2 separate regions of the Homo sapiens genome follow, and region 2 is linked to region 1. A link is a contact called in ENCODE Hi-C data. All regions are on one chromosome and are shown on one strand. The core of a region is the stretch at or near the end of the contact, and the rest is flanking DNA. Distances in the headings are between cores, read along the strand shown. Region 1 overlaps PALM2AKAP2 (PALM2 and AKAP2 fusion). Region 2 overlaps TXNDC8 (thioredoxin domain containing 8).

What was found. A loop is a pair of places that touch in the nucleus more often than their neighbours do. Pooled maps may share reads with other maps.
Region 2: a map with no recorded cell type shows a loop between it and region 1 (3-fold over the local background). The contact joins two enhancer-like sites. A Hi-C loop is called at or near these places in 3 of 37 single-sample maps with no recorded cell type and 2 of 50 pooled maps.

Annotation. Positions count from the first base shown.
Region 1 is chr9:109,964,216-109,970,032 of GRCh38, reverse strand. The region is part of intron 6 of PALM2AKAP2 (PALM2 and AKAP2 fusion); the gene reads right to left. Among named protein-coding and RNA genes, the nearest start is that of PALM2AKAP2, 190 kb to the right of the region's middle. RefSeq lists enhancers at 1,816-1,885, 2,276-2,395, 2,406-2,455, 3,136-3,235. Within about 2 kb of position 2,277, at least 9 of the 41 ENCODE cell types and tissues checked have a DNase peak (open chromatin) inside an H3K27ac peak, as active enhancers do.
Region 2 is chr9:110,313,409-110,319,225 of GRCh38, reverse strand. The region is part of intron 4 of TXNDC8 (thioredoxin domain containing 8); the gene reads left to right. Among named protein-coding and RNA genes, the nearest start is that of TXNDC8, 22 kb to the left of the region's middle. Within about 2 kb of position 2,790, at least 2 of the 41 ENCODE cell types and tissues checked have a DNase peak (open chromatin) inside an H3K27ac peak, as active enhancers do.

The DNA of each region.
Region 1 (5,817 bases), core at 1,028-3,527:
GGAAACATCTGTGTGGGCACTTCCTGTGTTGCACTCTCCAGTCCATTTCTAGAAGATGAGTGGGTTTTGTGCTCCCTTGCCTGGGCAGAGGCTACTTTTGGTCAATGGGCCTTCAGGTCTTTTGCAAAAGCCAAAAGTTCACTAAAGAGATGAAGCTAGGCATCCTGGTGGGGTTCGGGGAGGGGTGCACTTTCTCCCAGAAGCAGTAGAGGGGAGGGGCTGTAGGCTGCACTTGGGGTGGGGTGGGGTGAGGATGTGGGAGTGCTACACTGTGGTGTAAGCAGGGAAGCTGGATGCTGATTCCAGGCTCCCAGCCTCTGCCAAGGCTCCTGTCTCCAAGCTTGGCTCAGAAGCCACACAGACTTCAGCCCTGAAGGGGCTCTGAAAACCAGGACAATGCACACCCAAGGATAAATCCAGTGAGAACCAGTGATGATGGGCCTTCCCCAAGATGAGCATGTCACCTTTGCATGACCTTGGGTGGGAGAGAGCCCCGTGAACGACTGAGTTTGAACTGCCTGCCAGACCAGCAGCCTTGGGGTACAGAGTCTGATATCACTTGATTTAAAGAAAACAAAGTGGCACTTCTTGCATAAGTGTGTGGACCAAGACTGATACTGCTACCCTTTGTGGGTGATATTCAGGAGACAGAGTGAATGAGAAAGATGCTGGAAGGTTAGGACAGAGCGGGAGACTGTTTCAGGCGAGAGGAGACTCACAGTGGCTGAGTGAGGAAGCACAAGGTGTGGGGAGAGCCACAGGCTGTCTGTCCTATTTGGCCCAGACCAGCAGCTGTGGAGCTGCTGAGCTTTTGCAAACCCTGTTCCTTCTTTCTGGAATACTCTTGGCATGGCTGCCTTCCTCATCTTTCAGATGTCAGCTGAAATGTCCTGTCTTCAGAGGGTCCTTTCTGGGAGTCGTGTGTGTGTGTGTGTGTGTGTGTGCACGCACATTTGTAGAGGTGCAGGAAAAGACTGTCAGATCAGAGGGTCTTGCATTTTACATTCCTGCAGCTGTTCTGTTCAGTTGCTTTCTAGTCAGTTTTTTTCTTAGTCTCTAAATTACCACAGTCTCTCTGTCTGTGTCACACTCCACAGTTTTATAGCCCGGAGAGGAACTGGGTCTGGGGTCACTCCCTGGAATCTGAGGATCATGTTCTGTCACTGGAAGAAATCCTGAGATTCTTCTAATGAAGACAGAGGGCTGACATAGCCAGCCTTTCCAGGGGTCTTAGTGGCAGACTTACTGGGAGTTTTGAAGTGAAATGTAGCTGCCCTGAAAATCGCGCTGAAAATCGCGGCTGGACTCCTTAGGGCTTCCCCCCACAATTCCTGTGCATTGATTTCACATGGAGTCCCCAGAAATTTGGGGGACTGGGAGCTGGGTACAAGTGGTAGATGCTGAAGGCTAACACAAAATCAGGGCCTCTTTCAGAAACCCAGGTTTCCCACCTCCCTTTGTAGGGTGCAATGAAACCCAACAGAGTGGCCAGAGACAGGGACTTTTGTCTTGGGAGAGTACTGTTTCCTGTTGATGATATAGCTAGACGTCTTCGGAGAAAACCTTTCACTGAGAGATCTAGTCGCTTCTGCTCTCAGTTTGGGCTATAAACAGGAAATAGAGAGAGCTGCTTAGAAATGAGATATCATTATAATCAAAATAGCTCTTGTTGATTTTTGCTTTCTCCTGGAATTCCAGTTTCCATTTAGTGGAAGAAGGAGGTTTCCCAGCAGATCCAGGCCTTCCACAGCCTATGGGGTACGCGAGGGCCTCAAGTTGCAAAGCAGGCAGGCCAGACCCCCAGGGCCATGGTGGCCTCTGAGCAAATGCAGGAGTCCCTCTCCCTGGGAGAAGTGCCAGAGAGGACTGTTCTGGGAGAGATTTCCAGAATTCCAGTATCCTTTCTTCTTCAGACCACACAGCCTCAGTCCTAAATCCTTTACCATTCATTCATTCATTCATTTATTCATTCCCTCATCAAACAAACATTGTTTGGGTCACTTTTGTGTGCCAAGCACTGTGGTAGACACCAGAACTATTGCAGAGAAAAAGACCAAGTCCTTGCTTTCAAGAAGCTTATGATCTGGTGTGAGAGATAGATACTCAGATACTCACACACCATCCTGCCTGTTGGAGAATAACTTCAAGTGGTCTTCATGGTACCCCAAACCCACAAATTTAAACACAACAAAGTCAACTTTCCCTGGTTGACTCATCCACCACTTTCTGTTCCTCCCAGAGCTTCCTTAAGCAGGCCATTGTGGTGGTTTTGAGACATGTCTAAAAATTCTTTGACACTTCTCCCTTCAAGACATGGAGTCTCAGCCAAGTGCGGTGGCTCACGCCTGTAACCCCAACACTTTGGGAGGCCAAGGCGGGCAGATCACCTGAATTCAGGAGTTTGAGACCAGCGTGGCCAATATGGTGAAATCCCATCTCCACTAAAAATACAAAAATTAGCTGGGTGTGGTGGCGCCTGCCTGTAGTCACAGCTACTCGGGAGTCTGAGGCACAAGAATCACTTGAACCCAGCAAGTGGAGGTTGCAGTGAGCCAAGATCGTGCCACTGCACTCTAGCCTGGGCAACAGAATGAAACTCTGTCTCAAAAAAAAAAAAAAAAGACACGGAGTCTCACTGCGCTACCCTTGCATATGGGCTGGCCTTAGTGCCTTGCTTCTAATACATAGAAGGTGGCAGAAGCGATGCTGTGAGACTTGGAGGCTGGGCAAGAAAAGGTAATACATCTTCTGCCTGGTTCTCTGTCTTGAGATACAGCTGCTGAGCTGTGAAGAGCCCCTTGCCACATGGAGATGCCCTGGGGAGATGTTCTCGCTGACAGCCCCAGCTGAGGTCCCAACAGCCAGCCAGCATCTACCACCGGACACGAGGGGGAGGAAGCCTTCAGGATGACTCTTGACTCTTGCCCCAGCTACATCTAACCACCAGCTTGTGACAGATCCCAAGAACTACATAGCTGAACTGCAAGAGATAATAATAACAACAACAGCATAGAACATAAATCATTTTCGTTTTAGCTTCTAGGTTTGGATGATTTGTTATGTGGCAAAAGACAACCAGAACAATCCTAGAAACACCGTGATGGAACTCCGTTCCTTAACAACTTTGCTACTCAAGGAGTGGCCGGCAGACCCGCGGCACCAGACCACCTGGGAGCTTGCTACAAACACAGACCATTGAGTACCGCCTGAGACCTACTGAACCAGAACCTGCATTTTCACAAGACTGCCAAACATTTCACATGCATGTTAAGCTTTAAGAAGCACTGCTTAGCAAGACTGTTTTGAAAGTACATTATTTTAAGGTCATGCTTTAAAATATTCAAACACCAAAAAATAACGTAACAGACACCAACGTACCAACCATCCAGATTTAAAAGATAAAAAATAGCAAGCATATATTCTGTGCTGAATACTATTGTAAGATCTTTACAAATATTGACTCCTTTAACCTTCATGACAGCCTTGTGAGAGAGGCACTACTTTGTCATTCATTGTTATGTGATAGAGGAAGAAACAGGACAGAAAGATTAAGTCATTCACTCAAGGTCACACAAGCTCATAAGCAGCAGTACTGGTATTAGAACATTAGCAGTACTAAATGCAGGGTACCTGGCTCCAGGGTTGAGCTATTCTGCTAAACATTTAACACTTTGCCACCTCTTCCTTGATATCTTAAGTCTATCAAGGCTCTTCTGAAATTAGTCTCCATCTCTCCCTTTTCTTTTGCACAGCCACCATCCTAGTTTAGTCTAGGACTTGTGCAACACTGCCCTGGCTGCCTTGAACCTCTGGTATGGCACCATTCAATCCATTTTCTACGATGCCCCAGATTGATCTTTCTGCCGACACTGATCTTTTCATCCTCCCTGCCCAGATAGTTTTAGTGCCTCTGCTCTGCCTGGCACCTAAACAGGTCAACTTGGACTCCAAGTCCCTTGAAACCCCATCCCAAATCTAGTCTCCAACAAAAAACAAAACAGATCACAACATCATCACCGGGTCCCCATCACCACACACAGGAGCTTCATGGTTTGCTTACACATTTCCTCCTGGCTGGGTTGCCTTTTCCCTTGCCTGGTCCTACAAACTCCATCTCAAATCCCACCTCCTTGGCAAATCCTTCGTTGACTACTTTTAGTTTAAAGTATGAACTCCCACTTCTGAACTCAGTAACACTTAGAAACATCTTAATATCTCTTTTTAGCTCTTTTTTTTCCCCCTGAGTATCTTCAATGGCCAGGTACTGCACGAGGCATTTATTTTTTTATTGTGGTAAAACATACATAATACCATTTACCACTTTAAGTTTACAGTTCGATAGCATTAAGTACATTCACACTGTTGTGCAACCATCACCGCCAGCCATTTCCAGAACTTTTTCATCATCCCAAACTGAAATTCTGTACCCATTAAACAATAACTCTCCTTTCTTCTCTCCCCCAGGTCCTCTGGTAACCTTTCTGTCACTACGAATTTGACTAGTCTAGATATCTCATGTAAGTGGAATAATACAATATTTGTCCTTTTCTCTCTGGCTTGTTTAACTTAGCACTATGTTTCATGGTCCATCCATGTTGTGACATATATCAAAATTTCATTCCTTTTATGGCTGAATAATATTCCATTGTAGGGATATATCACATTTTGTTTATCCATTCATCTGTGGATGGACACTTGGGGTTTTTTCCGTCTTTTGGCTATTGGAAATAATGCTGCTGTGAGCATTGGTATACAAATATCTGTTCGAGTCCTTGCTCTCAATTCTTTTGTGCATGAGGCATTTTAAACTTTATTCTCCATACAAATCTATCGTAGGGATTATTAGTCCCACTTCATAGGAAAAAGAGGTTCAGAGAAGTTAAGTGACTTTTCCAGGGCCATGTGTCTAGGGCTTATAAATACTGTTTTCCTGAGGATTCTGCTTTTACTAATAAACATTTTATTTTCTAGAAGAGATGAGTATCTAACTTAATAAGGATTCCATAATTCAAGGTTCTATGTGTTATCTCTGTCAATGTTGATGGTAATGACAATGGCAAGAAACAGATGAAAGATGACACATCCTTGTGTCCAGCAAAGGTGAGGAGGGAGACATTTTCTTCCCTTCCAGCATGAATCTAGATTCTAAGTGTCTGGATGAGCTAATTAGGTCCTGAACATATCCTTGACTTGAAAATCTGTAACTGTAACACCCAAGGGAAGCTCCATGGCCTGAGAGTTATTTGCCATTTTTTGATTTAGGGTCAAGGAATAGAAATAGCCAGACAGTTTGCTTCCAGGAGCAAAGTTATACTCAAGTCCAAAGCCTTGAGCTCAAGTTCCCAGCTGAGGTATAGTAAGAGCTCAATATGATGGTGGCTGATATTTAGGTGGTAGGCAGGCAAGCCAGCCTCCCCAGTGTGACCAGTACTGTGGGGTTTCCTGGGACAGAAGCTTGCAGAGCAAAAACCAAGAAAGTCACAGGCTAAATTGGGTTAAGTTGGCGACCTTAACCTAAAGATCATTGTGGAAGGAAAAGACATAATTAATCTTGCATCTGTCCCTTCTTCTCTCGCTCCTACTGGTTCAAATCTCTGACCTCCCAGCTGGTCTCCTGCAATAGCTCCCTCACTGGCCTTCCTGCCTCTGCCTCTGCCTGCAGTAGCCCATTTGGCACAATCTGCCCTGATCAAAAACCTTCAATCTTCTTCACCACTAAACCAATTTAGCTAGGGCCAAAACCTCTCATTCCTGTAAGCACCAGACAGGTCATGTCCATGAGAGACACAGCTCTGGTGTAAGACAATGGGAACTGGT
Region 2 (5,817 bases), core at 1,541-4,040, 350 kb before region 1:
AGGATTGTGTTACACACAGAGATGTTCTGCATGAGGAAAAAAAGAAACCTCTTACGTGCAGGACTCTAAAGGGTGCAGATCCCTAAAAGGGGTTCCTATCAACTCCATAAACAGTTGATGCACTGGCAGAGATTGACTGGGGGTCGGGGGGCAAGAACTAAGTGAGATGGAACAAAAGTGGGCAAAGTGTAGTAACTATTTAGAAACATCTAGCAACCTTCAGCACCTTTGCTAAAGATGCTGCTCTCTGCTTTGACAGTTCAAAGGCTCACATGTGTCTCTTCTCCCAGGCAGGGATTAGGGTGCAGCAAGCAAGTCAGGATATGACAAGTGCAGGATTAAATCTTACCTTTATTTAAATTTTTGATATTTTGTTCATCATGTATTTTTTGCACTGAGTTTTAATACTTTTATATAATACTTATTAACATAATATTTATGTTGATTACTGAGTTTTGGCAGCTACCCCTTAAAATTTTTTTTTTTTTTAGACGGAGTCTTGCTCTGTCGCCCAGGCTGGAGGGCAGTGGCACTATCTCAGCTCACTGCAAGCTCCGCCTCCCGGCTTCACGCCATTCTCCTGCCTCAGCCTCCCAAGTAGCTGGGACTACAGGTGCCAGCCATGATGCCTGGCTAATTTTTTGTATTTTTGTAGTAGAGACAGGGTTTCATCGTGTTAGGCAGGATGGTCTCGATCTCCTGACCTCGTGATCCACCTGCCTCGGCCTCCCAAAGGGCTGGGATTACAGGCGTGAGCAACCGCGCCTGGCCACCCCTTAAATTTTTTACCCCAGTACCTACCCTGCTCTTCTCCTCTGAATTTTAAGTTGTTGAAATATAGGAGTGATATGTTTGGTGATTCACCAGAAGGACTTACAAGACCCAATCACAAGTTATATTCATAACTAAGATTTAGTACAGCAAAGAATACAGAGAAAAAGCGCAGAAAAAAAAGATATGCATTGATGGAGTCCAGAAAGGTCCAGCAGAGACTTCTGAGGTCTTTCCTTGTCAGACACATAGGAATGCTCTCTCTCTAGCAATGAACTTCCGGTAGCTATGTGGTATGGCCCTACTTAGGAACACCACTTGGAGCTCAGAGACTGAGGTCTTTGTGGAAGTAGGGGAGTAGTTGTGACATACACTTATCTTGTGCAACCATTGCTACACAACAGGCCATGGCAATAGAAACTCAGAACCCCAACAATAAAACCAGGGGCATATCATCAATATTGATGTGTATGCAAAGCAACTTGACACGCCAGCATGGCATGGTCCATCCCTCCAGGAATATATAACAAAGTCCGTCAATCACCAACACAAGGAACACTTGGAGGGCCACATTTCTAGGGGGTGGTGAAGGGTCAAACATAGTTCTCTTGGAGACACACAAGAAGAAAGCAACCAGACCTGCTGCATTAACTCTTTTCTCCCAAGGAGTCACGTGGCTAATCACAATATCACCTTTATTATAAGTAGTCATAATGCTACACTGTGCTCATTGAACAATGTGGCTGGGATCTATGTCAACAGACTTCCTACTATTCCCTTAAAGCCTAGACATTGGGGTGACCCACCTGTGGGAGAATCTGGGGCTGCAAAGAAGAAACTTACCTGTGCAGGTAAAAGAGGTATTGTTGCTTTGCACAACTATCAAGCCCCAAAAGTGAGGCTATAGTATGATGGCCTTCCAGATCTATCTGGGCAGGTTTAGGGCCCACTTCCCATGTGTTGTGCAGAAAGACAGTGGGAAGAGAGCATACCTGTCCCTTGAGCAGAGCATCCCCAAAAGGAGAGAGGATAGGCACAAGTTCATTCCTTTGTGTCAGCTTAACAGATAAGCTCACCTCTAAACATGGGGAGAAGTGAAGGGATATAGGAAACAGGCATATTTTCTCAAAACTGGGCATTTGAGCAGATTTTCCAGTGGAAACATGAGAACAAGTATATGAGCCATTGAAGGGAATGGCCCCCAAACCATGTTTATCCCTGAGAATAAAGTTTCACCCTACACTTCCAGTAAACGGGAAAAATGACATCTCCTCTAGCCAGAGTCCAAAATCAGTTTTCCTGTTCAAGGTGTGGCTTGAGGTGAATTCCCACGACATTAGATGCACACGCTTTTGCCCTTCCACAGAAAGCCACATTGTACTGACTACCTAGCTCTTAGGCAGTTGCATGAAGCCTCAACAACTTCAGTTGATGGCACAGAATAAGAGTCGGTGAACAGTCCCAGGGCCATATCCGACCCTCCACTTGTTTTTGTAAATAAACTTTCACTGGAACACAGCCATGCCCATTTGTTTATGAATTGTCACTAGCTGCTTTAGCATTACAACAGCAAATTTGAGTAGTTGCAACAGAGACCAAATGGCCTGCAAAGCCTAAAGCTGGTATTATCTGATCCTTTACAAAAAAAGCTTGTCAACCCCTACACAGAAGAAAAGCACTCTTGCATTATTTATGCCACCAACGCTCAAAGAATCAGATCTGTAAGTAGAGTTTCTAAATCAGCTACAAGAAAATGAAAGTAAATTTGTATTTTGCTGGTATCGCACTATTAGAACAAGTTGAGAAGAAGGCCAGTATAGATAAGGAAAAAAATTAACATTGTTTTTATAGGCTCTTGTTCTTGAATTCGAGTGCATATAAATTCAAGCTGCTTGCTTGATTTTTATTTAGCTCCTCCAAAAACTTTAATCAAGCCCCTTGCAGTTGCAAAGCCTGTCTTGAGTCTTGTGAAAGTCAAAGGGGAAGTGTTCAAATACCTGCAACGTGATGCAGATGGCTCTGGGGAACAGATGGGTGGGGAGGAGTCAGAGAAAGGGGCCCAGATAGGATCAAACAGTAATTAATGTTGCTCACCTCTCCACAGAAGGTAGAGAAATTTTAAAAATTTTTATTAGACATATTCTTTTCATCTTATTCATACTATTCAATGCTTTAGTAAACTCCTCTTTTTAAAAAAGAGAATATAATATCATTATAAATTATAAAATTATATTGTACAGGCCAGGCACAGTGGCTCACACCTGTAATCTCAGCACTTTGGGAGGCCGAGGCAGGCAGATCACTTTGAGGCCAGGTGTTCGAGACCAGCCTAGCAGGTAGTAGCCTAGATGGTGAAACCCCATCTCTTCTAAAAATACAAAAAAAAAAAATTAGCCGAGTGTGGTGGCACATGTCTATAATCCCAGCTACTCAGGAGTGTGAGGCAGGAGAACCACCTGGACCCGGGAGGCGGAGGTTGCAGTGAGCCAAGATCATACCACCGCACTCCAGCCTCAGTGACAGAGCAAGACCCTGTCTCAAAAAAAAAGAAAAAAGAAATTATATTGTACATACATTTCTACAGCCTGCGCCCCCCGCCCCCTCAACCCCCTCCCCTGCCGCCAAAAAAAAAAGTGTCTTGTGGCTGGGCACAGTGGCTCACACCTGTAATTCCAGCACTTTGGGAAGCCAAGCCAGGTGGGTTCCTTGAGCCCAGGAGATCAAGACCAGCCTGAACAACATAGTGAAACCCTATCTCTACAAAAAAAAAAAATACAAAAATTAGCCAGGCATAGTAGCAGGATTCTGTAGTCCCAGCTACTTGGCAGGCTGAGGCAAGAAGATCAAAACCAAAATTGCATATCAACTGGCCAAGATATTTTGCTATAATTATCTTTTGAGTGTGTCATTAGTCAGACTCTAAAGTCTAATTGGTACTCTTGGAAGTCCATTTGTGAGGAGGGGACCGCTGTCTCCAGCCCCTTTGCATTTTGCAGCAGCAGTACTAGAATTTTTGCAGGTGATTCAATGTCTTTGGCATTAAAAAAAATTGCCCCGGGCTGGGTGCAGTGGCTCACACTTGTAATCCCAGCACTTTGGGAGGCTGAGGCGGGTGGATTACCTGAGGTCAGGAGTTCGAGACCAGCCTGGCCAACATGGCAAAACCCCGTCTGTACTAAAAATACAAAAATTAGCTGGGTGTGGTGGCGGGTGCTTGTAATCCCAGCTACTCGGGAGGCTGAGGCAAGAGAATCACTTGAACCCAGCAGGCGGAGGTTGCAGTGAGCCAAGAGCATGCCATTGCACTCCAGCCTGGGCAACAAGAGCCAAAAAAACAAAACAAAAAAAAACCTGCCTCTGGATGATGGGCAAATGCAGGGGATAGGAGGGTTCACTTCATTATTTTATTTTTGTGGATGTTTGAAAATGTTCATAATAAAAGACTTCAAAACTGATCATTGAGCTTAGTTGGTTCTATTATGCATGGACAGCCACACCCCATTCTCTTGGTCTCAGCAAACCAGAGCTTATAATTTTCATTAGCAGTTATTACTAGGGTTGCAGCAGTGCCTTGAGGAGAGAGAAGTAAACTCGCTCCCTTAATATTTCAGAGTGGAGCATGCCTTTGAGAGGCATAACCCGACATCGGAATAAAACGAGAAAACAATGTGAACCCTGAATATCTGAGACATGTCTCAGTTAATTTAGAAAGTTTAATTTGCTGGCCGGGCGCGGTGGCTCAAGCCTGTAATCCCAGCACTTTGGGAGGCCGAGGTGGGCGGATCACGAGGTCAGGAGATAGAGACCATCCTGGCTAACACAGTGAAACCCCGTCTCTACTAAAAATACAAAAAATTAGCCGGACGGGGTGGCGGGCGCCTGTAGTCCCAGCTACTCCGGAGGCTGAGGCAGGAGAATGGCGAGAACCCAGGAGGCGGAGCTTGCAGTGAGCCGAGATCGCGCCACTGCACTCCAGCCTGGGTGACAGAGCGAGACTCCATCTCAAAAAAAAAAAAGAAAAAAGAAAAAGAAAAAGAAAAAAAGAAAAAAAAGAAAGTTTAATTTGCCGATTTTGAGGACATCCACCTGTGACACAGCCTCAAGAGTCCCTGATGACATGTGCCCAGGTGGTGAGAGCACAGCTTGGTTTTATACATTGTAGGGAGGCATGAGACATCAATCAACATATGTAAGATGAACATTGGTTCAGTCAAGAAAGGCAGGACAACTCAAAGTGGGGAGGGGGCTTCCAGGTCATAGGTAGATAAAAGACAAATGGTTGCCTTCTTTGAGTTTCTGATTAGCCTCTCCAAAGGAGGCAATCAGATTTGGATTTATCTCAGTGAGCAGAGGGGTGAGTTTGAATAGAATGGGAGGCAGTTTGGCCCTAAGCAGTTCCCAGCTTGACTTTTCCCTTTAGCTTAGTGATTTTGGGGTCCCAAGATTTATTTTCCTTTCACATTTACCCCCTTTTCTATTTAAAAATCTTTTGGAGAAATCATTTTAGAAGAAAATGAGTTTCTGGTCTCAGGTTTCATCTGATCTCTCATGGCTAGGGTGGTTTATTCCTAGACAGGTAGGTGCCAAGTTATTAGGAAAGCTTATTTTTAGCAGCTTGTGAAGCCTCACATCCTATGAAAAGAAAATAGGGGGAAGAAGGGAGAAGAACAACAACAAACAAAAGAACAATCCTGGAAAATCTGTATAGGCCACATTACTCCATTTTGGTTGTTTGTTTGTTATTTGTTTGTTTTGAGACAGAGTTTTGCTCTTATCAACCAGGCTGGAGTCAGGGGCACGGTCTCGGCTCACTGCAACCTCCACCTCCTGGGTACAAGTGATTCTCCTGCCTCAGCCTCCCAAGTAGCTGGGATTACAGGCATGTGCCACCACGCCTGGCTAATTTTTGTATTTTTAGTAGAGACAGGATTTTGCCACGTTGGCCAGGCTGGTCTCAAACTCCTAATCTCAGGTGATCTGCCCACGTCAGCCTCCCAAAGTGCTGAGATTACAGGTGTGAGCCACTGTGTCCAGCCTAAGTCATAT